Regions from separate parts of the Homo sapiens genome. Here regions 1, 2, 3, 4, 5 and 7 are each linked to region 6. The links are chromatin loops, found by intact Hi-C in ENCODE. Cell type or tissue: GM12878. All regions are shown on one strand. Region 1 overlaps MSRB3 (methionine sulfoxide reductase B3). Region 2 has its middle 22 kb from the start of TBC1D30. Region 3 overlaps WIF1 (Wnt inhibitory factor 1). Region 4 has its middle 2.3 kb from the start of WIF1. Region 5 overlaps LINC02389 (long intergenic non-protein coding RNA 2389). Region 6 overlaps LINC02389 (long intergenic non-protein coding RNA 2389). Region 7 overlaps LEMD3 (LEM domain containing 3).

What was found. Hi-C counts contacts between places; a loop is a spot of excess contacts. Peaks named below come from ENCODE experiments on the same cell type or tissue, not always from the same donor. Only the 100,000 strongest peaks of a DNase experiment are listed, where the experiment ranks them.
Region 1: it touches region 6 in a loop (4-fold over the local background); 10 of 110 quality-filtered maps call a loop at or near these places.
Region 2: a loop joins it to region 6, with 6 times the contacts of the local background. A loop is called at or near these places in 11 of 110 quality-filtered maps.
Region 3: a loop joins it to region 6, with 4 times the contacts of the local background. A loop is called at or near these places in 40 of 110 quality-filtered maps.
Region 4: it touches region 6 in a loop (7-fold over the local background); 71 of 110 quality-filtered maps call a loop at or near these places.
Region 5: it touches region 6 in a loop (2.6-fold over the local background); 2 of 110 quality-filtered maps call a loop at or near these places.
Region 7: it touches region 6 in a loop (7-fold over the local background); 74 of 110 quality-filtered maps call a loop at or near these places.

Annotation. Positions count from the first base shown.
Region 1 is chr12:65,280,485-65,284,484 of GRCh38, reverse strand. All of the region lies in intron 1 of MSRB3 (methionine sulfoxide reductase B3), which reads right to left. Among named protein-coding and RNA genes, the nearest start is that of MSRB3, 3.8 kb to the right of the region's middle. In GM12878, no CTCF peak of the experiment used is centred here; no DNase peak of the experiment used is centred here.
Region 2 is chr12:64,800,626-64,804,625 of GRCh38, reverse strand. It overlaps a transcript of TBC1D30 not described here. Among named protein-coding and RNA genes, the nearest start is that of TBC1D30, 22 kb to the left of the region's middle. In GM12878, CTCF peaks have their summits at 2,232 (motif pointing left) and 3,049 (motif pointing right); DNase peaks (open chromatin) are centred at 2,234 and 3,786; H3K27ac peaks cover 1,394 bases.
Region 3 is chr12:65,104,960-65,108,959 of GRCh38, reverse strand. All of the region lies in intron 2 of WIF1 (Wnt inhibitory factor 1), which reads left to right. Among named protein-coding and RNA genes, the nearest start is that of WIF1, 14 kb to the left of the region's middle. In GM12878, a CTCF peak has its summit at 1,778 (motif pointing right); no DNase peak of the experiment used is centred here.
Region 4 is chr12:65,121,573-65,125,572 of GRCh38, reverse strand. No RefSeq gene overlaps it. Among named protein-coding and RNA genes, the nearest start is that of WIF1, 2.3 kb to the right of the region's middle. RefSeq lists a silencer at 3,948-4,000. In GM12878, CTCF peaks have their summits at 1,927 (motif pointing right) and 3,990 (motif pointing left); a DNase peak (open chromatin) is centred at 1,972; H3K4me3 peaks cover 131 bases; H3K27me3 peaks cover 284 bases.
Region 5 is chr12:64,974,611-64,978,610 of GRCh38, reverse strand. LINC02389 (long intergenic non-protein coding RNA 2389) reads right to left here. Exons shown (of 3, transcript NR_033988.1): 3 at 1,089-4,000. The region is part of intron 2 of LINC02231 (long intergenic non-protein coding RNA 2231); the gene reads left to right. Among named protein-coding and RNA genes, the nearest start is that of LINC02231, 16 kb to the left of the region's middle. In GM12878, no CTCF peak of the experiment used is centred here; a DNase peak (open chromatin) is centred at 2,220.
Region 6 is chr12:64,889,236-64,893,235 of GRCh38, reverse strand. The region is part of intron 1 of LINC02389 (long intergenic non-protein coding RNA 2389); the gene reads right to left. Among named protein-coding and RNA genes, the nearest start is that of LINC02389, 7.5 kb to the right of the region's middle. RefSeq lists enhancers at 3,099-3,740, 3,741-4,000. In GM12878, a CTCF peak has its summit at 2,165 (motif pointing left); a DNase peak (open chromatin) is centred at 2,136; H3K27ac peaks cover 999 bases.
Region 7 is chr12:65,230,864-65,234,863 of GRCh38, reverse strand. The region is part of intron 4 of LEMD3 (LEM domain containing 3); the gene reads right to left. Among named protein-coding and RNA genes, the nearest start is that of MSRB3, 46 kb to the left of the region's middle. In GM12878, no CTCF peak of the experiment used is centred here; a DNase peak (open chromatin) is centred at 2,144.

The sequences.
Region 1 (4,000 bases), 390 kb before region 6:
GCTGAGATCACATTCTCTCCATCACCCAGGCTTAACATCTCATGTCACCTTTTATTCATCCCTTTCTTTCCCAATATCCAATTGCTTATTTCTGTCCAATGTACTTTAGCAACACTTCTACTGCGGTGCCGCTATTCTCGTTAGGTCTTCATTCCTTAAGAGAAACTCTCAAAACACTTCTTTATTGGTCCTATGACTTATTTCCCAATTTAATTAATTATCTAAACTATTGGATTATATAACCTATAATTCACCTCTGATTATGACATTTCAAGGATCAAAAATGTCAGTCTCATAACTTACTAACCCAATCCAAGTTCCCTAACAGCATTAAAAGCCTTCCACTTAATTTTCCATATTTGTACTTTATTGTCCCACTATTCCACTTTATACATGCTCATTTTCTTCTACACCTGTCCTCTCTATCTGATCTGGTAAATTCTGGGTGCTCAACAAAAGCTGATTTCCTTCTGTATGAGTTGCTGTCCTCTCCTTCCCCCTGCCATCTCAGTTACAGGAAAGCATCCTATCATTTGTATATTCCCTCTTCATACAGGAAATTAGTGTTCATGGAAAAGCATGTAAAATCTAGGAAACAGACAAGTATTAAGAAAGAAAAGCAGAGTGATTGAACTCCAATTTCAAAAGAAGACAGCAGCAAGCAGGATACCATAAAAGCATCAGAGTATCTGAAAAAGTCAGAATTGTTATACCTGGAACAATGGATGCTCAGAGCCTATCAGAATTCTTCTAGCTGAGTGCAGTGGCTCATGCCTGTAATCCTAGCACTTTGGGAAGCCAAGGCTGGCAGATCACTTGAGGTCAGGAGTTTAAGACCAGCCTGGCCAACATGGTGAAACCCCATCTCTACAAAAAAATACTACAATTAGCTGGGCATGGTGGCAGGTGCCTGTAGGCCCAGCTACTCAGAAGGCTGGAGTGGGAGAATCACCTGATTCTAGGGAGTTCGAGGCTGCAGTGAGCCATGAGTGTGCCACTGCACTCCAGTCTGGGTGACAGAGTGAGATCCTATCTCAAAAAAAAAAAAAAATTCTAGGTGATTCACTGACATATGGAATTTATAGTTTAGTGAAGTTGAATATATATGGACTTAACTACAACACAAGACAATATAGTAAAACTTGTACTCCAACCATGGTCCAAAACACCTTAGAAGCACAAGGAAATTACAAATTCTGTGGTATGAAGAAAATGTCACAAACTACCATCTGACAGAGGCCTTAAAGACTTCAACCTGTTGTGATAGAGAAGAGGTCCAGGCAGTAGGAACAGCCTAAAGGAAAGGTAGAGACAGAAAATGTTAGATATGTGTGAGAAATAGGAAAACAACTGATAAATTCTCAGTCCCTAAGCTATTACTGTTTCAAATATCTCTACCACTTATAGTTTTAATGAACTTATCCTAAAGAGCCACTGGAGGTCAGCATTTTATTCAGTGAATTCCTGAAAATATGCAGATGATTATTTGCAGAGTGAATTAGTTGTTATCAGAGAAAATGTTCACAATTCATTTTAAGGACTATAACCTCATAACATAAAATGGAAAAATGCAAAATCAAACCATCTACATGGCTGTACTACGTACATCAGATACTCTAGAATTAGAAGAGACTTTAGGGAAAATCTAGGTCAACCATGTGACCTAAACTGTGTCTATCAGGTTCTACCTCCCAGGAATTTAGGATCAAGGCTCAATAATATAGTCCCTCCTTATGAAGGGACACATAAATACTCAGGAGCTGCTGAGCAGCCACATCTAACCATGAAGAGAAAAAAAAAAAAAAAAACACCAGCAAAGAAAAAACAGTGAAGCAAACTAGAGACAGGGAATGTTCTAGATTTTTCCAGTCCCTTATCTCAGGCCCTAAATGAGGTCTGCCTGCATTTGACTTCCAATGGTTTTCCAACAAATTCCTTTCTTCCTTTTTGCTAAAACTAGTTCATTTCTGTTACTGCAATAGAAGCTTAAATGAGGCAATAACCAAAATCTTTCATAAAGTCAATTGTTCGATGCGTTTGTTTGATCTTTTCTATACTTTCCTTTTTTGTACTTCCCTTAAAGCCATAAACATGACTTCAGCATACTATACAGACAAATATATGAACATGGATGAGGGACTGTGCTGAGCAATTTTTTTTTTTTTTTGAGACAGAGTTTTGCTCTTGTCGCCCAGGCTGGAGTGCAGTGGCATGATCTTGGCTCACTGCAACATCCGCTTCCCTGGTTCAAGTTATTCTCCTGCCTCAGCCTCCTGAGTAGTTGGGATTACAGGTGCCCACCACCATGCCCGGCTAATTTTTGTATTTTTCATAGAGACAGGGTTTCACCGTGTTGGCCAGGCTGGTCTCAAACTCCTGACCTCAGGTGATCTGCCTGCCTCGGCCTCCTAAAGTGCTGGGATTACAGGCGTGAGCCACCACACCCAGCCTGTGCTGAGCATTTTAAAAGGAAAACCCATCATGGGCAGGAAAGAGAAAATACAGAATATTCAAAGTAAATCCTTGAGATACAGCAAGAAGAAATGCTAACTAACAACTGGCAAATTAAATAGCTGATTACCCTTCCATCCAAATCCAGTTTAATTCTGCTAAATCAGATAGGTAGATCCAATTCAATCTTCTCTGAGGTAAGATCAAAAGGTGATAACCCATTATAGGCTATTTCATCTGGAATGCTCACAGATAACTAGCCTTCCCAACCACAGAAATGTTTGGATGCTCTCTGGCGGTATCCCTAACCCAGACCTAAATAACAAAACTGAATATCAAACTGTCTTAAGGCCTGGGCTTAACTATCCCCAAAAACCAGTTAGGCATTTACCCTATGACATAATCAGCACTTTCTGCTATTAGATGAGGAAGAAAAAGTGATAGAAGCTTAACACGGAATCTGTCCAGGTATGTATGTATCTTTGTGCATGTTCCAGGTATTAACACAATCCTGAGACAGATCCGGACTCTCCAACACTGGACCACACCCATCACATCTGGCTAAGGTAGGCCAGTTTGACATGTATAGCAAGTCACAGGCTGACAATCAGAAGTTTGAACCACATGTAGTAGGTGGCTCTGAAGAGTTACATAAACAAAAACAACATTATAGGATCTTGGAGTTAGAAGAGACATGGAAACTGTCCAACTTAATAATTTTACCGAGAAGCTAAACATGGGAATCAAATTCATCAACCAAATCCATAACTATGATAAATTAATTATACAGGTGCAGATAAATTAGAGGGATTGTGACCAGATTATGACAGAACCAAAAATGCAGTGGTGTGATCACGGCTTACCACAGCCTCGATCTCCCTGGCCCAAGCAATCCTCCCACTTTGGCTTCCCAAGTAGCTGAGACCACAGGAGTGAGCCACTATGCCCAGCTAATTTTTTTTTAATTTTTGTAGAGACAGGGTATCCCTATGTTGACCAGGCCGGTCTCGAACTCCTGGGTTCAAGCAATCCTCCCACACTGGCCTCCCAAAGTGTTGCATTACAGGCATGAGCCACCACACGTGGCCTTAAAATCTATTTTTAATTATTAAATGGCATATGTATTAGAAAAACTGATGAACCTTACTGTTGGGATAGTCTTTGGATATTCTTTTGAGTTGAGCAAAATAGCAAGGATTTCTGACTTAATGGATTAACATCTTAGTTAAAATATTAGAACAAGCACTTTTAAAAACAAAAAGCAGTGTGTTGATTCAAAATCTAAATTACATTGTATGCTGCAACCTTGCCATACAAGCAGTTTAAGCACTGTGACAAAATTCTAGATAAGTAGCAAAGAGCTACTTATCTTAATATAAAAATTTCCAGATATTCATATAGGGCCCTAATAAAAGTCATCAGAAATTAGACTGATATATCAGCTGGGACCGGAATTAAAAGAATATATGTTTAAATGGTCCAAATATAAACTTGATGTTCAAAATTACTGGCAAGGGGCCAGTACAGTGGATTCTGGTCTTCGAAGGCC
Region 2 (4,000 bases), 89 kb after region 6:
GGGGATCAGCCAATATCATACTGAATGGGCAAAAACTGGAAGCATTCCCTTTGAAAACTGGCACAAGACAGGGATGCCCTCTCTCACCACTCCTATTCAACATAGTGTTGGAAGTTCTGGCCAGGGCAATCAGGCAGGAAAAAGAAATAAAGAGTATTCAATTAGGAAAAGAGGGAGTCAAATTGTCCCTGTTTGCAGGTGACATTATTCTATATTTAGAAAACCCCATCATCTCAGCCCAAAATCTCCTTAAGCTGATAAACAACTTCAGCAAAGTCTCAGGATACAAAATCAATGTGCAAAAATCACAAACATTCCTCTACACCAATAACAGACAGAGAGCGAAATCATGAGTGAACTCCCATTCACAATTGCTTCAAAGAAAATAAAATACCTAGGAATCCAACTTACAAAGGATGTGAAGGACCTCTTCAAGGATAACTATAAACCACTGCTCAACGAAATAAAAGAGGACACAAACAAATGGAAGAACATTCCATGCTCATGGATAGGAAGAATCAATATTGTGAAAATGACCATACTGCCCAAGGTAATTTATAGATTCAATGCCATCCCCATCAATGACTTTCTTCACAGAATTGGAAAAAAACTACTTTGAAGTTCATATGGAACCAAAAAAGAGCCCACATTGCCAAGACAATCCTAAGCAAAAAGAACAAAGCTGGAGGCATCACACTACCTGACTTCAAACTATACTATACAGCTACAGTAACCAAAACAGCATGATACTGGTACCAAAACAGAGATACAGACCAATGGAATAGAACAGAGCCCTCAGAAATGATACCACACATCTACAACCATCTGATCTTTGACAAACCTGACAAAAACAAGAAATGGGGAAAGGATTCCCTATTTAATAAATGGTGCTGGGAAAACTGGCTAGCCATATGTAGAAAGCTGAAACTGGATCCCTTCCTTACACCTTATACAAAAATTAATTCAAGATGGATTAAAGACTTAAATGTTAGACCTAAAACCATAAAAACCATAGAAGAAAACCTAGCCAATACAATTCAGAACATAGGCATGGGCAAGGACTTCATGTCTAAAACACCAAAAGCAATGGCAACAAAAGCCAAAATTGACAAATGGGATCTAATTAAACTAAAGAGCTTCTGCACAGCAAAAGAAACTACCATCAGAGTGAACAGGCTATCTACAGAATGGGAGAAAATTTTTGCAATCTACCCATCTGACAAAGGGCTAATATCCAGAATCTACAAAGAACTTAAACAAATTTACAAGAAAAAAATCAAACAACCCCATCAAAAAGTGGGCAAAGGATATGAACAGACAATTCTCAAAAGAAGACATTTATGCAGCCAACAGACACATGAAAAAATGCTCATCATCGCTAGCCATCATAGAAATGCAAGTCAAAACCACAAGGAAATGCCATCTCACACCAGTTAGAATGGCGATCATTAAAAAGTCAGGAAACAACAGGTGCTAGAGAGGATGGGGAGAAATAGGAACACTTTTACACTGTTGGTGGGACTGTAAACTAGTTCAACCATTGTGGAAGTCAGTGTGGCGATTCCTCAAGGATCTAGAACTAGAAATACCATTTGACCCAGCCATCCCATTACTGGGTATATACCCATAGGATTATAAATCATGCTGCTATAAAGACACATGCACACGTATGTTTATTGCGGCACTATTCACAATAGCAAAGACTTGGAACCAACCCAAATGTCCATCAATAACAGACTGGATTAAGAAAATGTGGCACATACACACCATGGAATACTATGCAGCCATAAAAAAGGATGAGTTCATGTCCTTTGTAGGGACATGGATGAAGCTGGAAACCATCATTCTCAGCAAACTATCACAAGGACAGAAAACCAAACACCACATGTTCTTAATCATAGGTGGGAACTGAACAATGAGAACACTTGGACACAGGATGGGGAACATCACACACCGGGGCCTGTCATGCGGTGGGGGACGGGGGAGGGATAGCATTAGGAGATATACCTAATGTAAATGAAGAGTTAATGGGTACAGCACACCAACATGGCACATGTATACATATGTGACAAACCTGTATGTTGTGCACATGTACCCTAGAACTTAAAGTATAATAATAAAAAGAAAGAAAGAAAGAAAGAAACAAAATTGGTGGGGATCAGAGACAAACAGGGCAGGAAGAGTCGTCCCAGGTACTGGATCAGGGAAAGGAGCCAGCCTGCCCTCTGCTGGCCATCTCGGGTAACAGCAGCAAAATGTGGGCGACCCTTTTCGTCTCCACCCAGAGCTCGAGGGCCCAGATATGCCAAAAACAAAACAAGGTGCCCAGGGACAGCAACATTCATACATGACCAAAGCTTTTTGGGAAAGATCACAGGCCAAATGGCAAGCTTTAATGCTTCCTTAATGACCATGTCCTGGCATATCCTTTTCTGCAAATGATGTCGGGGAGGCAATACTGGACAGAACCAAAAAAGAGCTGTAATGGGCTAGGCGTGGGATAGGACATGCATTCATTAGCAACAATTATTTTCCAACACACAGTGTCAAAATATATTTCTATACAGAGTCCATTACAAACAAGTACTTGTTCGTGCCAGTACCAGAAAAGAAAAATGATGTTTCATCATTGTTCAATAGCATATAATCCACTGAAAGTAAAAATTCACAGCAAAAACGCCAAAAAGCAGGTAGGAGAAAACCTCCTGCAGTTTGGGGAGGGGATAAGGTTAGATGCACATTTAAGACTGGGTAAATAAAATTTCACAATGCTGTTAAGGAGGTCCTCAGAACACATCTGAATTTACCTGTCTTTGCTATTCTCCTGCTGCCTGATACATAGGTTTTTGAACTATTTTTCAGTCTTTCTAACTAGAATGATAAACCTAATTTTCTCTATTCCCTCCTCATGTAAAGATTGTATTAACACTGTCAATTAATAAATGTTTACTGGATAATTGCTATACTCTCAAAATGCTTTTAATCTAGCTAGGAAGGCAGCCCACATACACTAGTGCCCTGTGTTCAACAGGAGGTGGCACTAGATTAACCCTACAGCTCCCTCTAGCTCCAAAATCCTAAAATGTTACAATTCCATAAAATTCCTCCATGTTTATGAACTAAGAAACTCCGATCTCAATAGAACCCTGTTGGTGCCCCTTCCCAAGCAGTCCCTTTCCTGTTTGTCAAAGTGATGATTATAAATATGTACTGTTGTTCATAAGCGCTAAGCCTACCCCACCTGCCTCTCTTGCTTTCATAGCCAAATCACCTGCTTCATGTGTGCACACACATGCACACACACACACAAACTTTGATCCAACCTCTTAACTTATCCACCCACCCATCTATCCATTCATCTCACACACATTCAATGAGTCCTACTGTAATGAAGCTGTGTAACAGATGCTGAGAAAAAGAAGATGAATGATACGGCCCCTCCTCCAGAAAATCTATGTCTAATGGGCAGGGAGAGAGAAGACAGATGTATAAAGAAACAAATATCAAATATAATTAGCACTCTAATAGACATAAGTATAGGGAATGGTGAGGTTCAGAGGAGGAAAAATTCATCAATTCTAACAAACGGAGAGGGACAGAAGCAGCTCTGTACGAGGAGCACAGAACAAGCCTAGTTCTCATCCGTCTCACCTCCAGAAAACTCCAGAATGACTCTAATATCCTTGCTGAGAAACCAAGTGTAATGTGGCTTCTGTCCCCACCATTGCATGAAACAGAAACTCCTCTTAAATGAAACATCATTTTTAAAAGGGAAAATTCCAATGCTCTTTCACAACCTTTTCTTACTTCTCTATTTAACTATATGTACACATGTTGTTGACAGCTGTTCTGTGGAAGCTAACCCTGCATCTCCCTGAGACCCTGCCTCTAGCCTCCCACAGCATCTTCCACGCTGCTCTCCTTGTTGGCTCTTCTCTCTCCCAGGGTTCTGCCCTCTCTAACAGGTCACTCCCTTCCCTCGCAGTCTACATGTGGTACC
Region 3 (4,000 bases), 220 kb before region 6:
TAGATAATAATGTTGTATCTGAATTCACAGAATTAGCTGGTCTTTGCACGGGAAAAAGTAGGAGTAAATGAAACAGAGTTACTACAGGAGCAATAGAAGGGACAAGTTAGCATTTCAGAATATAAATGTAAGGTAGGACTCTAAATGTAAGCCTATTGACTGGTAGAGTCCAGGAATATTCAACAGTTCTGTCTATGAGTGGTAACTTTGGTGACGGATGGAGGTAGATGATGGGATGCTTGACTAAGGACAAGGAGCCAATTAGGAAATTATATGAGATACCATGAAAGGTGAGGAGCACCTGAACCAAGGAAGGCAGTGGAGAGGGAGGGGAGGTGTAATCGACAGGACTTATTGAGCATGGGTGTTAATGGAAATGAGGGAATAGAGATGACTTTGAGATTGTTGCATGGATAATGATGTTGTAACTAAGAAATCAATAACTAGAGCAAGGGCAGAACAGTTTGGGCTGCAAACACATGGGGATCCATTTGGAAATTCCTGGATACATATTTTCTACTGAACATTCAGATGGCAAAGTCTGGTAGACAATTGAAAAAAATTTGACTCTGAAGCTAAGACATGAAGTGGAGAATGGAAACATTGATTTTGAAGACTGAATCCTCCTTCCCCTTCTCATCTGCCCTATCACCCTTCCTTCTTTTGACCTCCACTCAATAAATATTTATTCAGGTCCTGTCTAACACCAAAGCTTAGGTTGAAAATGAACAAGACTAATGTAAATTGGATATGATGCTTGCTCTCAAGGGGATCACAGTCTAATGTGGAAACAGATATAACCCATATAACAATACAATATTAAACGTATTATAATTGCAGTATGAAGAAGGTGCTATGAAAGTACTGAGAAAGGAGCATTAACTCGGCTGGGGGAGGAGTGAATTATCTGCATAGGGTTCCTGGTGTTCTTCAGAGCATACTCTGAGACTGTCACACTAAGATACTAACAAGTGGAACAACTTTTGCTCTGCTTAACTTCATGGCTTTTATGTACTTGAGATAATTGGGCCTACTATAGTCGGCCTTCAGCTTGCCATTAATTCTTTGGAGATGAATATGACAAATGTCACTATACCACCAGGTGACAGAGCAAGTCAGTTCTTCCAAATGAAACATCTAGAACAACTCTTGAGGAAACTTGTTTGTGGGAGCTGAAGGCAGGCCTAAATAAACATATATTTTAGTGCTTATTAGGATGCCTTGTTTCCAAGGGCTATTTCAGTATCAATAATGGATGTGCCACTGGGAGGATTCGCATCTGAAGCCAAGTCCAGGTAGGAAACCTCCTACTTTTTAAAAATGTTTAACTTTTAATTTTTTAGATGGAGTCTTGCTCTGTTACACAAGCTGGGGTGCAATGGCATGATCTCAGCTCACTGCAACCTCCACCTCCTGGGTTCAAGTGATTCTCTCACCTCAGCCTCCTGAGTAGCTGGGGTTACAGGAGCTACCATGCCTGGCTAATTTTTGTATTTTTAGTAGAGACAGGGTTTCAGCATGTTAGCCAGGCTGGTCTTGAACTCCTGACCTCAGTGATTAGTCCACCTTGGCCTCCCAAAGTGGTGGGATTACAGGCATGAGCCACTGTGCCAGGACAGGACATCTCCTGCTTTAGACAATAACCAGATGGATCCCAATAGACATGTAGAATTACTCTGATTCCTGCATGTTTGAAGCACATTGAAGCAATCAATATTTTTATTCACAGTTAGAACTCAATTAGGATTGAGGTTGTATTTATATTGCTGTCACTTATAGCAGTAACCAGCAGATGGCAATGTAAAAGTTACTTCTTTATGGAATTTTTCATCTCAACATTGTTTTTTTAAGCTTGCAGGTGCTCTCTGTGTAACAGAAGCCCATTTGTGATCTTTATGTCACTCATTTCAATAGCTCATTACTATATTCAGTAGGTTGGAAAATAAAGTTTCCCAAATTCATTGCCACTGATACAATTAAAACTCCTCAAAAGTTAGAACTTATCCTCATTAAAAATGTGAATGATTCATTACACACCGATTACATATTCTTTTTCTTTTAAGTAATTGCTCAAATTTCGGCAGAAGTCAAGTTTTGAGTTATCTCTCCATGTTCATCCAATTTCTTCTTTGCCTTCTCTGGCTGTATCTTTAGAAGACACAGAAGAGCAGAGTTGGAAGAGATTCCAGAGCTCATCCAACTCAGTGAGCTCAATCTTTCTCCAAAGTATCAATTAATTGTGGTCTCTCAGCCTCTGGTTGAACATGCCCAGTGGCAGGGAGCTCATTAAGTTGGGGTTTAAAAAATATTTTTGGGATGGGCGCAGTGGCTCACGCCTGTAATCCCAACACTTTGGGAGGCTGAGGCAGGTGGATCAAGACCAGCCTGGACAACATGGTGAAACCCCATCTCTACTAAAAACACAAAAATTAGCCAGGCGTGGTGGCGAGCACCTGTAATCCCAGCTACTGAGGAGGCTGAGGCAGGATAATCACTTGAAACTGGGGGGCCGAGGCACATCACTGCACTCCAGCCAGGGTAACAAGAATGAAACTCCATCTCAAAAACAAAAAAAATAAAAAAAAATATATATATATATGATCATATATATATATGATTCTGTTAATCATAGAAAGTTGTTTTCATAAATGAGTCCAAATCTGTCTTCCCAGTATAACTTGAATATCCCTGGGCTCTACCAGCCTGTGGGCTTACATTTGGAGATTCCTACCTTGCATTTATACTCTGAAGTGCCAACCTGTCCCCTCTACTGCTCATGCAGGCATTCTGTTTCATTTACTCATACTTTTTCCCTTGCAAAGACCAGCTAATTCTGTGAGTCCTTGGAAGAGTTCCACATATGCCATCCTGAATGGAGATATCCTGACCCATGGTGCCACTGGTGAGAAGTCTGCTTCTCAGATTTGAGTGCAATCTGTCCATGCTTCTTAAGCTGTAAACACTCAAGGGTCAAGCTGGCCTGTATTCTCTACAGGACTTATGGCCTCAGAACAGCTTGGTGTCCTGTGCAGAATGGAGAAGAGTCTACCCCTTTCCTCATTTGGCATTGAACTTTGTCACTTGGTATCTAAAGCAGTCCAATGGTTTAGGTGTGGTTTGTCCCTGCAAAAACTCATCTTGAAGTTTAATTGCCAGTGTGGCGGTGTTGGGAGGTGGGGCCCAGTGGGAGGTGTTTGGGTCATGGGGGCAGATCCCTCATGAATCTATTGGTACCACCCTCACAGTAGCGGGTGAGTGCTTTCTCTCGTGAGACTGGATTAGTTTCCATGAAAGTGGGTTCTTAGAAAGTGGGTCAAGCCTTCTCAGCTACACCCTGGTGCACTAGTCCAAGCCCCCACAAAATCCTTCATTTCCCTTACTCTGCAAACACCTGCTTGCTTTCTGCTTCTCCGCCATATTGTGACACAACACAAGGCCTTCACCAGAAGCCAAGCAGATGCTAGTGCCATGCCCTTGGGCTTTCCAGCTACCAGAATCAAGAGCTAAATAAACTCTTTTAAAATTACCCAGCCTATTCTGTTACAGCAACACAAAACAGACAGGCAGCATGGCTTAATACCCTGAGCCCAGTGAAGTACACCAATGTTAAGTTCCTTCAGCCCATGTCCCCGTAGAAATCAGGCCTGGTCCTTAGGGCCAGGCCTTAGAATCTTTCAGTACCAATGTGTACCTCTAACTTCCTTCCCCCTTATTTCCTAGGCAGCTGCATAAACAAACTCCCCATTAGTGGGTCCCTGGCATCTCATGCATGCCAGTGGGTGCCACAGACCACCAGAGACACAGCTGAACCCAAAATCCCAATTGGAGCTCTACTCCTATTCTCCTGGTCACATCAGTAATTCCTGGTCTTGGTTCTCTCCTTGTCCTCTGGAGCCACTGGAGTATGTTTTAACCCCTTTCTTACTTGAAATCAGACCACAGGCATTTTAAACCAGCTCCCATCCCCTTTAAATCATCTTTTCTTTATGATAAACACCCC
Region 4 (4,000 bases), 230 kb before region 6:
ATACAGTGTTATTAGTAGTTGACTTACATTTCCTTAGCTTTACCTAATGTCTTTTTTCTATTCCTGGATGCTGTCCAGGATAGCACATTACATTTGGTAGTCATGTGTCTTTAGGTTCCTCTTGGCTACGAGTTTCTCAGACTTCCCTTTTTTGTTTGATCACTGACAGTTTTGAGGCATACTGATCAGGAATTTTGTAGAATGTCCTTCAGTTGGGTTTTTCTGATATTTTTCTTGTGACTAGACTGGGGTTATGGGTTTTCAGGAGCAAGATCACATAGGTAAAGTACCATTCTCATCACATCATATCAAGGGCACATACTATCACATGACTCATCACTGTTGATGATCTTGATCACCTAGTTGAAGTAGTGTTTGTCAGGTTTGTTACTTTCCCCACTTTCCACACTGCACGCTATAAAAGGAAGTCACTCTGCACATCCCACACTTCAGGAGTGGGGAGTTACGCCTCGCCTCTTTGAGGACAGCGTCTCTAAACAAATTATTTGGAATTGTTCTCAGCACAATCTTCCATAACCAGGTCCTACCTACATTTTGGGCTTCATCCCCAGCTGCTCCCTCCCTCTCCCATTCCAGGCTCATCATACTACAGGTCAGCACCTGCAGATCCTGCATGGTGCCATTCTTTCTCATGTCTCTTGCTCTCACTATTGCCACTGTCTATGCATGGATGTTCCTTATCTTTCCCCCTTGCATGCTCAATTCCCCTTTGACCTTCAAGACTGCTCAAGTATGCTCTACTCTAGAAAGTCTTCCCAGAACCCAGTCTGCCTCGAAGGATTTTCCTTGAGTCCCAAAATACCCTGTGCATTTTCCCACCATGGCGTTCATTCCTCTCTATTGTTTATTCTCAACACACTCCCTTGTTAGACTGAGAGTTCTTTGACAGCAGGGCTGTCTTTTTACTTACCTTTCTATCCCCTGTGCTTATATACGGCAAACATCAGACACCGGGTAAATATATTTTGAATGAATGAATGAACAAACAAATGTGCAGAATTCTAGATACAAGATTTCTTCTATGAATTTCCAGTCATTCTGCCTTATCAACAATCACCACATTCTGCCTTGTATTATGGTTGTTTAGGTACTTGTCTTACTTATTTTAGTAGCTCTATTGCTCTTTGAAGGCTATGATCATGTTTTATTTGTACTATAATTTCCAGGTCAGTGTCTTACATATAATAGCTGTTTAATAAATCTTTGTTGAATAAGCAAATGAGTTAATGAACAAATAAATGAAGCTGCCTGCACACATAATTGATGAGAGGGAATCGCACAAGGAAAGGAAGCATAATGAACTGGAAAATAAATGGCAGAATTTTCAAACGAAATGAAGTTGACTTGCCTAGCACATTATTTCCAAATTTTTATCATATGCTAGTAAATATTGTCACATGTTTGTTTAAAGAAATTTAAAAACTTAAATCAATTCTTAATGAAATAGCTACATAACTGCTCCTTAACAACAGAAAGGAGAGTCAAGCCTGATTCATCTCTTAGAGATAGACCTCCCTACAAAAAGAACCACGCTGCTACCCTTAAAAATCACTGTTGTATAACAAAACATGTGTTCCTTTGTCCCCTTTAATAACCAAACGAGTTTATATCAAAAATTTTTTAAATAGCATTTCTCTTTATCTATCTCTAATAAAATATAATTTTTCTAAGTGTCCTGTGCTGGAGAGAAGTAAACAGAAAACAACCATTCTGGAAGAAAAAAAACGTCCTTATAGCAAGATAGATTACCATTGTTATCAACACCAAATTCAACTGCTGCAGAAGAACCTCACTCAGAGGAAACCGAGTTAGGAGAGAATTTAGTTCCTCTTTTTCTTGCACCAAAAAATAAATTTTATGAATATTTCTCAATTAGTATTTGATTAGGAAAACCTGTAGAGGGCGTCCTTGCACCAAGAGCCATAGAGGTTTGCGCAGAACTAGAAAAAAATGTTAAAACCACTCGCTCCGAGTTAAAGAAAATGCCTATTGTGCTGTGAAATTATTATCTTTACCTGGGTGACACTGGCATTATAACATTAAAGTGTTTTAAAAGTAGCCTAATGTTCATACATTATATACATGAATATTCATAGAAATAAAAAATAATGCAATGTTGGGAAACAGGTAAATATTTTTATTGTAAAGGAAGAATCACTGTGAAGCTTTGGATGCAAATAGACTTAATTATGATTTATTTATCAGTATGAGGTATAAGTTACTAAGAGAATGGGCTTTGAAATCAGAGTGTCTGGGATTTGAACCCTTACTCTCATTTACCAGCTGGATATCCACAGTCAACTTACTGGACTTTTTGAGCCCTCTTTCCTCGTCAGTAAAATAAGAATAATAGTAGTACCTACTTAAGAGTTGTGAGGATTAAGTAAGCACTTAAAATAAAAGTACTTTAAAAATTAAGACACTGCAAGTTCAAATCAGTCATAGACTTCTTGTCTAATTCCTTTTTTCCTTTTTTTTTTTTCTATTGGTTGGTTGTATAGCTGCAAATATTTCCTCATTGGAAATCTATATTCTCAGAACCTAACACTGATTTAACTTGATGCCTGCACATGTCCACCATCTCTTCTGTTGTTTCTGTTTGTTTTTCCCTCTTGAGGCATCTGCTACTCTATAAAGGACTGATTGAAACACCACGCCCAGCCCCAGACATTTGATCCTTGAGGCATTTGTCACAGCTTCGGGTACTAAAGAACAAACACAAGTAAATGAACCTTTTATGAGTCCGAAGGCTAAGTTTTTTAATTAAAAACAAAACAAAACAAAACCCTTTTGCTTCCGTTTTCTTTGTGCATCCGAGGAATTAGGCAGGAGGCAAAAATCAGTTCTTTCTGCTGGGCCAGGTGGATAGGTTATGCTGCAGCCCACTGCCGGCCAAGCATGCTTCTCACAGACGAGGCCAGAGCCTTGGTTTTGCCCCCACGCACCTGTGAATTCGGCAACTTTTAAAAAATTATTTTATTTATTTATTTATATATTTTTTGAGACGGAGTCTCGCTCTATCGCCCAGGCTGGAGTGCAGTGCCACGATCTTGGCTTAATGCAACCTCCGCCTCCCGGTTCAAGTGATTCTCCTGCCTCAGCCTCCCGGGTAGCTAGGACTACAGGCCCCCGCCACCATGCCCAGCTAATTTTTGCATTTTTAGTAGAGACGGGGTTTCACCACGCTGGCCAAGCTGGTCTCGAACTCCTGACCTCAGGTGATCCGCCCGCCTTGGCCTCCCAAAGTGCAGGGATTACAGGCGTGAGCCATCGCGCCCGGCCGAATTCAGCAACTTTTAAAAAATATCAGCAAACGTGAAGATATCCACGATGTTAGAGGAGCCCTACCCCGGAGGGTCAGGTACAGCTATCGTCCAGGGCCCAGGGCACTCTTCCGGGCACTGCCGGGTTATCAGGGAGACAGACGGGAATCCCCAAATGCTGGGTGTCGGGCAAGTACCAGCTGGACGCCCTGCGCCTCGAGCCAAGGCCAGCGCCTGCCATCGGCACCATCGGACAGTCGAGCCTCGAGTTTTAACTGCTTGGGAGCGCGCAAAGTGCCAGCCTATCGCAGAACGGAGCGCATAGGGTTGGCGGAGAGAGGAATCCTACTGGCTGAAAGGGAGACGAAGGGCAATTTGCGCCTTCAGTGAGCGCCGGAGGAGGAACAGGAGTCATCACCTCATCATCATCATCATCATCATCATCACCATCACCATCACCATCATCAGCACTCAGTCAAGCCCAGCGTTGTCTGCTCTCCCCATTTCCCTCCCCCGAAGCCTCCCTTGGCCCGAGGAGGTGGCGAGTGATGTCCCAGGGGTCTCTGAGTGCCCTTCTCCGGGTCCGCCAGCCCTACACGCCCACTTCGCGGGCGCTCCACTGGGCGCACCGCACTGTGAATGCAGCCTCGGGGGTCCCTCGCGGCCCCGCCCCCGGGGGGGCCCCACAGCGCCCCCAAGTGGCGGCCGCCCAGGCC
Region 5 (4,000 bases), 85 kb before region 6:
AAGGATATGAACAGACACTTCTCGAAAGAAGACATTTATGCAGTCAACAGACACATGAAAAAATGCTCATCATCACTGGTCTTCAGAGAAATGCAAATCAAAACCACAATGAAATACCATCTCACACCAGTTAGAATGGCGATCATTAAAACATCAGGAAACAAAAGATGGTGGAGAGGATGTGGAGAAATAGGAATGCTTTACATGGTTGGTGGGAGTGTAAATTAGTTCAACCATTGTGGAAGACAGTGTGGCAATTCCTCAAGTATCTAGAACCAGAAATACCATTTGACCCAGCAATCCCATTACTGAGTATATACCCAAAGGATTATAAATCATGCTACTATAAAGACACATGCACATGTGTGTTTATTGCGGCACTATTCACAACAGCAAAGACTTGGAACTAACCCAAATGTCCATCAATGATAGACTGGATTAAGAAAATGTGGCAGATATACACCATGGAACACTATGCAGCCATAAAAAAGGATGAGTTCATGTCCTTTGCAGGGACATGGATGAAGCTGGAAACCATCATTCTCAGCAAACTATCACAAGGACAGAAAACCAAACACCACATGTTCTCACTCACAGGTGGGAGTTGAACAATGAAAACACATGGACACAGGGCTGGAAATGTCACACACCAGGGCCTGTCCAGGGGAGGGGGAATGGGGGAGGGATAGCATTAGGAGAAATACCTAATGTAAATGACGAATTGATGGGTGCAGCAAGCCAACATGGCACATGTATACCCATGTAACAAACCTGCACGTTGTGCACATGTACCCTAGAACTTAAAGTATAATTTTAAAAACCCAACAAATAAAAAAATTTTTTAAAAAGTCAAATAGAGAAAGACAAATGCTGTATAATCTCACATATATGTGGAACCAGAAAAAGTCAAACTTATAGAAACAAAATATAATGTTGATTAGCAGGGGCTAGGAAGTCAGGGAAATGGGGAGACATTGGTCAAAGGGAACACAGACTATAATTAACAATACTGTGTTGTATATTTGATATTTCCTAAGAGAGCAGATATTAAATGTTCTCACCGCAAAAAAAATGATAACAAGGTGAAGTAATAGATATGTTAACTGACTTTATTTTGGTCTTTTCACAATATATACATACATCAAATCATCACATTGTACACCTTAAATTCATACCATTTTATTTGTCAACTATATCTCAATAGAGCTGAAACAAAAATAAATCCCAAGACAGTAATGTACATGTTATTTAAATAGTTTTAGAGTCTTTGTCTCATTTAATTTTTAAAAAATGATGGAAATTGTCATTTTGGAGTGTGTCTGTATGTGCTGTTTAAAAGAGACATATCTTGCCTGTATATTAGAAGGCACAACCTGTTCTCTCCACTCCTCATTATGCATGCAAATGCAGGCAAGTTTCTTAACCTTTCTGTACATCAGTTTTCTCATACAATGGAAAATGGTATGTCAGTTAGAATGACTTTGCTACACATAGTAAAGCGTCTCCCACAGAAAGATTAAACAATGAGAATGTTTATACTCTTGCACAAAAATTCAGTGACAGGTGGTACTTCAGTGTATCTGCTTTGTCCTCACGCTGGCTCCTCTTCTGACCCCACGGTTACTCCTTTTCAGGCATCCTGTGCAGGTACAACCATGAACAGCAGCAGAAGGCCTGTCTCTTTCCAGGGTATTTGTTAAAGAATAAAGAAACCTTTCTCAGAAACTTCTCAGCAACCTTCTCATCACCTTTCATTGGCTAGAATCTTATCTGTTGTTATGTCCAAGAATTTCCTTTCAAGGGCAATTGCAAAACAATGACCTTTCAGAATTACCCCTATTGCTGAAGGATGGAGACATGGAGACATAAGTTTTGTATGGGAAGTAAACACTAAAAAAAAAAAAGCGCCATCAGCAAGAAAAAAATGAAGAAAAATAGCTGTTATATGTTATATAGGCACCCAACAATGTCTGTTACAAATGAGGATAGTATAATCATACATTTCCCACAGAGTTGATGTAAGCACAATATGTGAAAGTTCCTAAAAAAATATCTGGCCCAAAGAAGACATTTCATGAATATTATTCTTACTTCCACTTTTCCTTTCTTTGTCTCTTTTCCTCTAATTTCAGTCTGCCTTCTTTCTCTCTCCTCCATTTATTGGCTTAAAGGATTGAAACCACAGTATGTTAACCAGCAGCCTGGGAAAAGTCCCATGGTGCTCACCTCCACCCCTGTGCTGACAAACTGTAGGTTACCCTCAAAAACCACAAGGCTAATGTCCAACTGCCTTCAGGGCACTCCCTGAAGCTTGGAGAACATTTAAATAGCATAGAAGATCTAATTAGCAGCAGCCTAGTCCTCATGAGCATTCTTTACACCACCATCCAATTACCCATCCTGTGCAGTCAATTTGGGTGCAGGTTTTGGTAACAGAAGCTTTTCCATATTTAGTCATCATGATAATTTATGCTTAAATATTTTGTAGGTTTGTTGTATGATTAAAGTGACTACAAACACAGATAGTTCAGTTTCAAATGAAAGCCCTGTAATTCATATGCACACACATAGTTTTGTGGAAAGGCATGGTTAATATTGTACATATAGTCATTTAAAATGCTAAGTGTATCAAATGACAGCAAAGTAAAGAATCTTCTTATTTCCCTTTTCCTGGTGGCTTTCTGTAAACTGACTTCATAGGTTTTGGAGGTTGGTTTTGTTAAAATAATAATAACAAATAATAGTTAACACTTATTGAAAGCTCACCAGAAGCCAAACACTTTTCTGTGTGCTTTACATTTACTAACTAATATAATTTAATTTAAATATATTTACTTAACTGGAATGAAGAAACTGAGACACCAAGATTAAGTAACTTACTCAGGATCAAGCAATCTTACTCCTAAGCCTACTCTCTTAACTATGTTGTAATGAAAACCCTACTGTTTAAGAAAGCTGGAGTAGGTTTGCTAATATTTGCAACATAAAATGGACTAAATGATGGTCTGAAAAAGGGTTACCCAGTCTCCCTTTTCCTCCTCTGCTCCTTACACCTGGAAAATATTTAGTATCCACCACCCCATCATAGGCTCCTCTGTCTATCCTTCTCTTGCCCCTAGTTCAATTTGTCATGTTAAAAAAAAATTGAGATACACACACACCAAGTACTGTCCCACTCTGTAGCATCTATCCTGGAGAGAACAAAGCCTTTGAGGTGACCACTAGGGAAGCTATGTTACAGGAGATTTACATCTCAAGGACAGCTAGAAAGGCACATTCACCCTACTTTTCCCAACCAGAAATGAGCTGATTTAATATTTGGCCATACTAATTTTGTGAAGATAGATGCATAGTATGGGATGAAGAGATCCTAGACTCTATTCCCACCTCCACCATCACTCCAATGTCCCAACATTACTTCTGCCATTTTTTCCAACCTAGAATGTTTTCCTGCCTTCTCTCCATTCATGCCCTTCCTTTACTTTCAAATTACTTATTTTTTTATTATGGCACAGTATTTAATTTCTCCAGGAAAATTGAAAAGATGAACCTAAATATTGTATTGCATTAAGGAATAGGGAAGAAGCAGAACTTCAAGAGCCCCTGTGAGGTTCATATCACCCTGCTCACTGATGTCTACAATTACAGGCAATCTCAAGTAACAAAATCATGTGCTACCATATTACCCAACTCTAGTCCCCCAGCCCTATGTTATCACATCTTGCTTCACTCACTTACCTAAAGCAAGCAATGTTCTAAACAGTTCTGGGTAGCAACCAATTTTTTTAAAGTAGTCATCTCAATAAAATGTAAAAGAATTGCCTGTTACATACTTAAAAGACACTACTGAACTCTTGGATGTAGGTGAATAGGTTTGTAGTTGCTAATTAGAACTAAGTTGCTCTGCAGAAGAAAGGCTGGTTGAGGGGCTAGGAGAGGGTGTTGTAGATTCCAGCACAAGGAAAACAAGAACAAAAAAATTAGATGATGCCCAGAGGAA
Region 6 (4,000 bases):
TTTGGGAGGCCGAGGCAGGTGGATCACCTGAGGTCAGGAGTTCAAGACCAGCCTGGCCAACATGGTGAAGCCCCGTCTCTACTAAAAATACCAAAAAATAGCCAGGCATGGTGGAGGGCACCTGTAATCCCAGCTACTCAGGAGGCTGAGGCAGGAGAATCACTTGAACCCGGGAGGTGGAGTTTGCAGTGGGCCGAGATCGCACCATTGCACTCCAACCTGGGCGACAAGAGTGAGACTCCATCTCAGAAAAAAAAAAATTAATTTAATTAAAATTAAATTTAAATTTAAAAATAAGCAGTACACGGCCAGGCATAGTGGCTCACACCTGTAATCTTAGCACTTTGGGAGGCTGAGGCAGGCAGATTGCTTGAGCTCAGGAGTTCCAGGCCAGCCTGGGCAACATGGAGAAACCGCGGCTCTATAAAAATGTTTTTAAATGAGCTGGGTGTGGTGGCACATGCCTGTGGTCCCAGATACTTGGTGGGCTGAGGCTGGAGGTTCGCTTGACCCTGGGAGGCTGAGATTGCAGTGAGCCAGGATGGCACCACTGCACTCCAGCCTGGATGACAAAGTGAGACCCTGTCTCCAAAAAATAAATAAAAATAAGCAGTACACAATGGAAAAAAAAAATTTGCTTGACACTGATTCTGAGAAAAAAAAAGACTTGGGAATTTAAATCTACCTCAACCACAAATGAACCAATATTGTTATAGTGTATAAAAAGTTGATATAATCTTATTCAATGGAAGCTTCCAGATCGAGTGCAGTAATTGTCCCTATACCTTGCATGAATTGGACCTCACCTGGAATGTTATGTCTCATTCCAGGAAAGACACAGTAAGAACACTGACAATCCCAACTGTCTCCAGGAGATGCTCTGGATTGCTTAGCACAGGGCCTTGGCCCTAAAGCTGCTCAATAAATAAGGACTGAATTATCCCGAATCAATCCTTCATCATCCTTCCTTCCTATCTCCTGAATTGATGAGGAGTCTGGAAATCATGAAAAATGATTAAAGGAAGTTGAAGGGAGGCAACTTCTGGCTTAATATAGAATATGATTTCTAACAGTGCTGCCGCACAAGGAAATGAAACGCCCAACCAAGTAGGGATCTTAGTACAGAGAGTGTTCCAGCAGGTGAGCACTCATGTACCAAGGATGTTACCAAAGGATTGCTTGCAGTAAGTGGGAGACTGAAGCAGGTGACCTCCAAGAGCTCTTTCAACTCTGAGGTCCCTGAAACAGATGTCAGGGTCTGTAGAGGGGATCTCCATGGCCAGCTCAGGACACTGTAGGGCTGGCCCTCCTCCCTCCTCAATGTGAGCCCCTACTCTATATGCTGAGGAATTCCTCAGAAGGTGACTTTACTGACCTGAGGAATTCCTCAGCATATAGAGTAGGGGCTCACATTGGGGAGGGGTGCTGGGCTTCAGCGGCAGCTTTACCCTTTGTGCAGCCAGGGATAGCCACCTGGTGGGGCTTGTTATGACAGAGTGACCTGCACTGGACACAAGGTAGTGTGTATGCCCTAAATCAGACAGAACATTTATTTTCCCTTACTTACAATAAATCACTCTACTTGTTTTAAAAGGAAGCTGGGCCAGGTGAGGTGGCTCACGCCTGTGATCCCAGCACTTTGGGAGGCCGAGGCGGGCAGATCACTTGAGGTCAGGAGTTCGAGACCAGCCTGGCCAACATAGTGAAACCCTGTCTCTACTAAAAATCCAAAAATTAGCCGGGCGTGGTGGCGCTCGCCTGTAATCCCAGCTACTTGGGAGGCTGAGGCAGGAGTATTGCTTGAACCCGGGAGGTGGAGGTTGCAGTGAGCCAAGATCATGCCACTGCACCCCAGCCTGGGTGACAGAGCAAGACTCCGTCTCAAAAAATAAAAATAAAAATAAAATAAAAGGAAGCCGTTTTCGAAGTCATTCTTCAAGAAATAATGATCCTTAGCTGGGAACTTTGTACCTGGGTGCCCCTTATTCAAATGCCACGTCTATATACTTTTTAAACTTTACTAGATTAGAGCACAGGTGAAGGAGGTAACAATGGGACCCATTCTGCCTTTCCTCACACAAGCACTCAGTTAAGAGTAAAATGTCCAGCGTAAATTGCTAGAGCCAAAGCAGCTGGAAAATATTTCCATGAAGCAATAGTGACATCTAGTGGTCAGATGAAATAATCACACTCCTGCTCACTTCAAGTGAAGGAGGGAAAAACAAAACCCCAAGCCTTTTTACTCTCCTTTTATACCTCTTATCCAACCATACCTGACAGGGAATTGGTTGAAAAATCAAAAAAGTCAGTAAAACAGAGAATCATTAAAATTATACATGCAGAGCTCACTAAACACTTTAACCTGGAACATACACCTAACTACGCATGTATTCACCAATCATGTGATGCATGGCCAGGGTCTCTTTCCTGAATGCAGATCCACCAAGTTGCTGCTAGTCTCTGTTGCACAAACCAAACCATTGTACATCATATACAGTGCCCAGCGTTTGCTTATTATATGGTGAGAACCTTAAGACACTTGTGAAACAAAATTCCCTCCGCTGATTTTTATGATTTTTTTTCTCTTATAGTTGTCTCTCTCACCTTTTATTCAATGATGCTTTTTTGGTAACTCAGTTTTATCGAGCCTTTCCAAAGCTTTCATCTTAGATTTTATAGGAACGGCAACTCTTTCTCTTTGTACTCATATTTCATCTGTTTATTAACTATCTGATCAAATACAAATCCTCCAAACATAAACAGGAACAAATGAAATGGAAGGAAGATGTTTATTTCGATAAGGCTTACCTATGTTCATTTTTTTCCTAAGCCAGGGGGCAGGAGTATTTTTAAATCTGATTTAAATTTCCAACGTCCACTGCAATTATTTCATTTCACCTCTCTCTCTCTTTCCTGCAGCGCAATTTCCCCCACCTCCTTCACTTACAGCCCAAACTCCCATCTCCTGTTCAAATGGAGTAGAGATTCCGTCACTCTCTCCCACCTCTACCTGCTGTACTTCCCCACACCAGCTTCTCAACATTCCTGTTTCTTCAGCCTTCCTTCTTATCTCAAAGAAGAGGAAGCTCCCAAGTGTGCATTTACCATTTGGTGTTTGCCTTTCGTTCACCCAACTGTCCTTCCCTGCGGGACTTTAAACTCCGTGAGGGAAGGAATGTGACTTTACTGGTCTGTGAAGCTCCAGAATCCCATCCTGGCCTGAGAACATTGCTCTTAGTGTCAATAATATGAGGTCATGGCTCACTGGAGAATCGGGATAACACCGAGGAGAGTGGTTAGTCATGCCTTTGGGAGACCTTGAGGAACACAGGTCGTCTACCAGGAGAAGCCGTAATGTCATGTCCAACTCCAGCTCAGAGTTTTGTGAACTCAGTTGTAACTACGATTTTTCAGTTCCCAAATACCTTGTCAGTTCTCCCTTCACATGGCAAAACACAGTGTGTTAACTAAGGAAGCCAAGCAGCAAACCCATGGTGTCTCTTACTCTGACAGTCCACCCTATCCCTTGACACTATCCCAGACTTTTGACTTGAAAGCGTAGCCTAACACCTTTAAAGAACCAAGGCTAATGAAGTTTGCATATCTTTAGGGAAGTCCAAGTGCCTTTCACTGGGCCATCAAGTGCTATTGGCAAGAAAGATAAGGCAATAGGAGAGCCAATGTAAAGCAATTTGTTAAGATAATAGAAGAAATGGAAAGGCATTATGCTAATGTTCGCAAATGTATGCCCAATTAAGGCAAATCTGCCTTGGGGCGATAATGCCTGATCCCTGCATTGGACAGAAAGGAATATTTGGAAGTTTTTCTGCCAGCCTAGTCAAATTCAATTCTGTGTGAATATTAGCCCTTGTGAGTAATAACAGACCTCTTTAGCATCCACTAATTCATATTCTTTAACACACCATCATTTTTCCCTCAGATTAGAAACATACTTTTTTTTCTCTTTAGGCTAAAACATGCCATTGTTCTGACGTCCTTT
Region 7 (4,000 bases), 340 kb before region 6:
GCTGACATTATAAATATTACTGTTCTCATCAAATATCCTTAAAAAATGTACACAATGGTTCAAATTAACAAAGACACCTACAGATCTAAAAAGCTAAGTACGAGGAGGAATGAAGGCCTTAAATCTCTTAGTTATAAAATAGTAAGGGTAAGAAAAGAGGATCTGTTGTTATTTTCCCTTTTTCTGTTTTCCTTTCCTTTATTAATATCACTTGACATCCACTCATTATCTGGAATACAAGAAAACCATGGAATGTTCATTTTATGGGTACACATTCTCAATAAACAATTGATTATTTAAAACCTCATTAAGGACTTAATGGGGTGTTGAGGTCTAAAATATGCCACTATTTCCACAAATATATATACGGCATTCTAGAGTATTAGAAAATGGAATTTTTATAAAAGCAAAAATTGAATTATTTGCTTGTGCCAAATAGTTGATGCTAATACTGTAGCATACATAGCATATACCTGATTTTAACAGTTTAAACTGTTTTATTATTCACTTTTTGTAGCCACCTGGAAAGCTGTGGGCACGGCAGGGGTTGGTCAGCTTTTTCTTTTGTCCGTAAAGGGCCAGAGAGTAAACACTTTAAGCTGTGCAGCCATATAAATTTCTTTCTTTCTTTTTTAAAAGCAAGCTTTAAAACTGTTGTAAAACCACAGCTCACAAGCCATACAAAAACAGGCAGGCTGGATCTGGCCCATAAGCCATGGCTTGCTAACCTCTAAGGTAAGGCATTCCAGCATCATAAAACAAACATTTTCCAATAACTGATGACAAAAATCAGGAAGAAACTAAGTTTTTAATTTTTAAGGCACAACTTTTATTACTATTGTTTATTACTATTTACTTATAGGCAAGAGCTCAGTCAGTATACCACTGACTGCTTCATGTAAATCTTTCTAAATTTGAAGTATATTTTCCCAAATCTTAAATCTAACACATTATGTGTGTACTCACGCATACCCCCATGAACTCTCCCAAATGTTCTTTATTTTCAAAATCGTGGGTCAAAAATGTGTACTTTAAAACCCACATCAGATGCTCTGAACTTGGATTACAGTTTCCAAGTACAAAAATAATACTGTTTCATTAAATAAGGCAACAAAACTTTAGTTAGTAAGAAGGGAAAAAGGCACTGGTATAGGGAGAAATCAAGCAAGGACTAAAAACCTAATATGGATAGTTTATGAAACTGATAATTTACACAGTAATAGCCATGCAGCCTTCCAGCTGGTGAATATTCTAGTGAACTGTGAGATGATCTACACTATGCATCAGATGGCACCTTTTAAAATTAATTAAAATATAACACACAGAAATCCACAATGCTGAACAGGATGTAACTCCTGATTCAGTAAGAATTGTATGATCTTTCACCTGCTAGAATAACAGAAAAAAACATAGTCTTTAGAATCAAGTAGACCCAGAACCAGATGCTGGCTCCATTACAGATTAGCTATATGTACAACCTTAAATGGGACAAGTGAAAAATATGCCACCTATCCAGATGTATCTACTTTGACCACTTTTTCAGATCCTAACCCTTAATAGCACCAGTCCCTTGCCCACTCAATAGCTGGAGCTAAGGATTATGAATCCACTCCATCCACTTAAGAGGCAGAACAATATATAGAAAAGAGCAAGTACTTTGGTTCTATTCCCAGTTCCATCACATAGTAGCTGGATACTCTAGTTATTAGCCCCTCTATGGTTTAGTTTCTTTATGAAATGGGTCTAATACCACCTATCTTGTTGGATCATTCTGAAATTAGAATTAACATATAGAAAGTACCACACTGTACTTTATAAACCTTAATTATTATCATAAAATTTCCCCCTCACTCCACTTCTCAGAACACTCATTTTTCCACACAGACTTTTATTAACAGTAATTAGCATTCTAGGCCATAAAAGTCTATCCAGCCCCATAATTTGACACATTTGCAGCTGTCTACTTTCCTATTATTTTCTTCACAAATCTTAAACATATTCATTGTGTTAAAGGTTAAGAAGGTTTTGAAAGCAACCTAGGAACGTAAACCCATTCATTACATTATTCCATAAAAAGTTATACAAAGTCACTACCATCTAACTTAAAAACCAATCATGTATTTTCACGGAAATATAAACTATGTATTTCTTCAATGTTCCACCAGAGGGACCTCTTAACTTTTCACAAATTAAAATAAGCTTTCAATATCAAAAACAACGAGTTTTTTAAAAAGCTCAAGAAGAGCACTGGAGTAGTTAGAAAAATAGTGTTTAAATTATTTAAATTAGTTATTAAGTTTATTTAAATTTCCTTTGAAGGAGAAAACTGGATAAAGAATTAAACATAAATAATTAAATTCAAGAAAACAAAAATATGTTACTGAGGCTTATTCACTCATTTTACTCCATCAAACATTTACTATACTCACTGTGCTTAAAATGTACTAGAAGTTGTGAAAAAATTAGCTTACACTTGTAGGGGCTCTACACATTCTTTGGTTTATTTATTCCTCAATCTAAAAACTTAAATGTGTTGCTGGTGAAACTATAGTGCAAATACATGAAAATATGTAATAGATCTCTTTCTCATAAGCAGAAGGCCCTCCATATAGATATTATAATCCTTGTTTGATATCAACTTTGTAGTGAGTTTCCTCCATATTTATGCCAGAATATGGATAAAATAACATAGAGAATTTTGGCTAGATTGTGCTAAAGCAGTCATTTTAAATTGGGAATTAATATAGCAACATATATCAAAAGCATTTTTAAAAGTTCATGCTCTTTGAACAAGTAATTTCCTTTTTAGGATTATTTCCTAAGAAATATTAGAAAATTAAATACTATATGCAAAGATTAGAGTGATTTCATAATATTGAAAAACCACAAACCAATAAAATAAAATCATACCATGAAATATTATTCAGTGATAGAAAACATTTTCAAAAATCATTCAACGGTTTTTGAAATACACACAATAATTTCAAGGGAAAGACACATGAATATTTATAGTATAAAATATTTATAATAAAGTAATATTAGCTTTAGAAAAAAATATTTATAATACTAATTAGAGGAAAATGGACCAAAATTTTACCAGTTGTTATCCTTAGGTAGTGAATTTGAAGCTTTTTTTCCTTTCATTTTCCATATGAATTAAATAATGAGTGTTATTTAATTTATTTACTTATTTTTGAGACAGGCTCTCACTCTGTCATCCAGGCTGGAGTGTAGTGGTACAATCAAGGTAATCCTCCCATCTCAGCCTCCCGAGGAGCTGGGACTACAGAGGGTCTACAGAGCCATGTGCCACCACACCTAGCTATTTAAAATTTTTTTTTTGTAGAGACAAGATCTCACTATGTTCCCCAGTCTGGTCTCCACCACCTGGGCTCACATGATCCTCCTGCCCTGGCCTCCCAAAGTGCTGAGATTATAGGTATGAGCCACTGTGCCTAGCCAATATTATTTAATTTTATGTTGAAAAAATAAGCATTATTAAAAATAGTACTTTAAGACTTTTATATAGACCTTAAAATTACATTTTTGGGGGAAAAAAATCCTGTTTAAAGCTCTCTCTGTTTTGCTTTTGACAGTACAAACTGCGTCTATGGTGGTGACAAACCACGGCAGGTTTTATAGCATTTGAAAAACATGAAAAATGAGATTCCAAAAAGAAAAGGTAACAAAAACACACATACATAAACCTAACTATAAAAAAAGAGTATTAACATTTTACATAATTCTTTAAGAATGAAATTAAATTAATCCATAATCTTATAAAAATATGCCACAGAAATTCTACTAAATTAAGACAAAACCGAATATGAAACATAAAATAACTCAAGATAAAAAAATCTTCTAAAGGCTACAGAGTTCACTGCAGAAAAAGCATTTAATACAATGTAACATCTCTTCATGATAACTCTCAACAAACTAGGTACTGAAGGACACAATAAAGGCCATATATGGCAAACCCACAGCCAACAGCATACTGAAT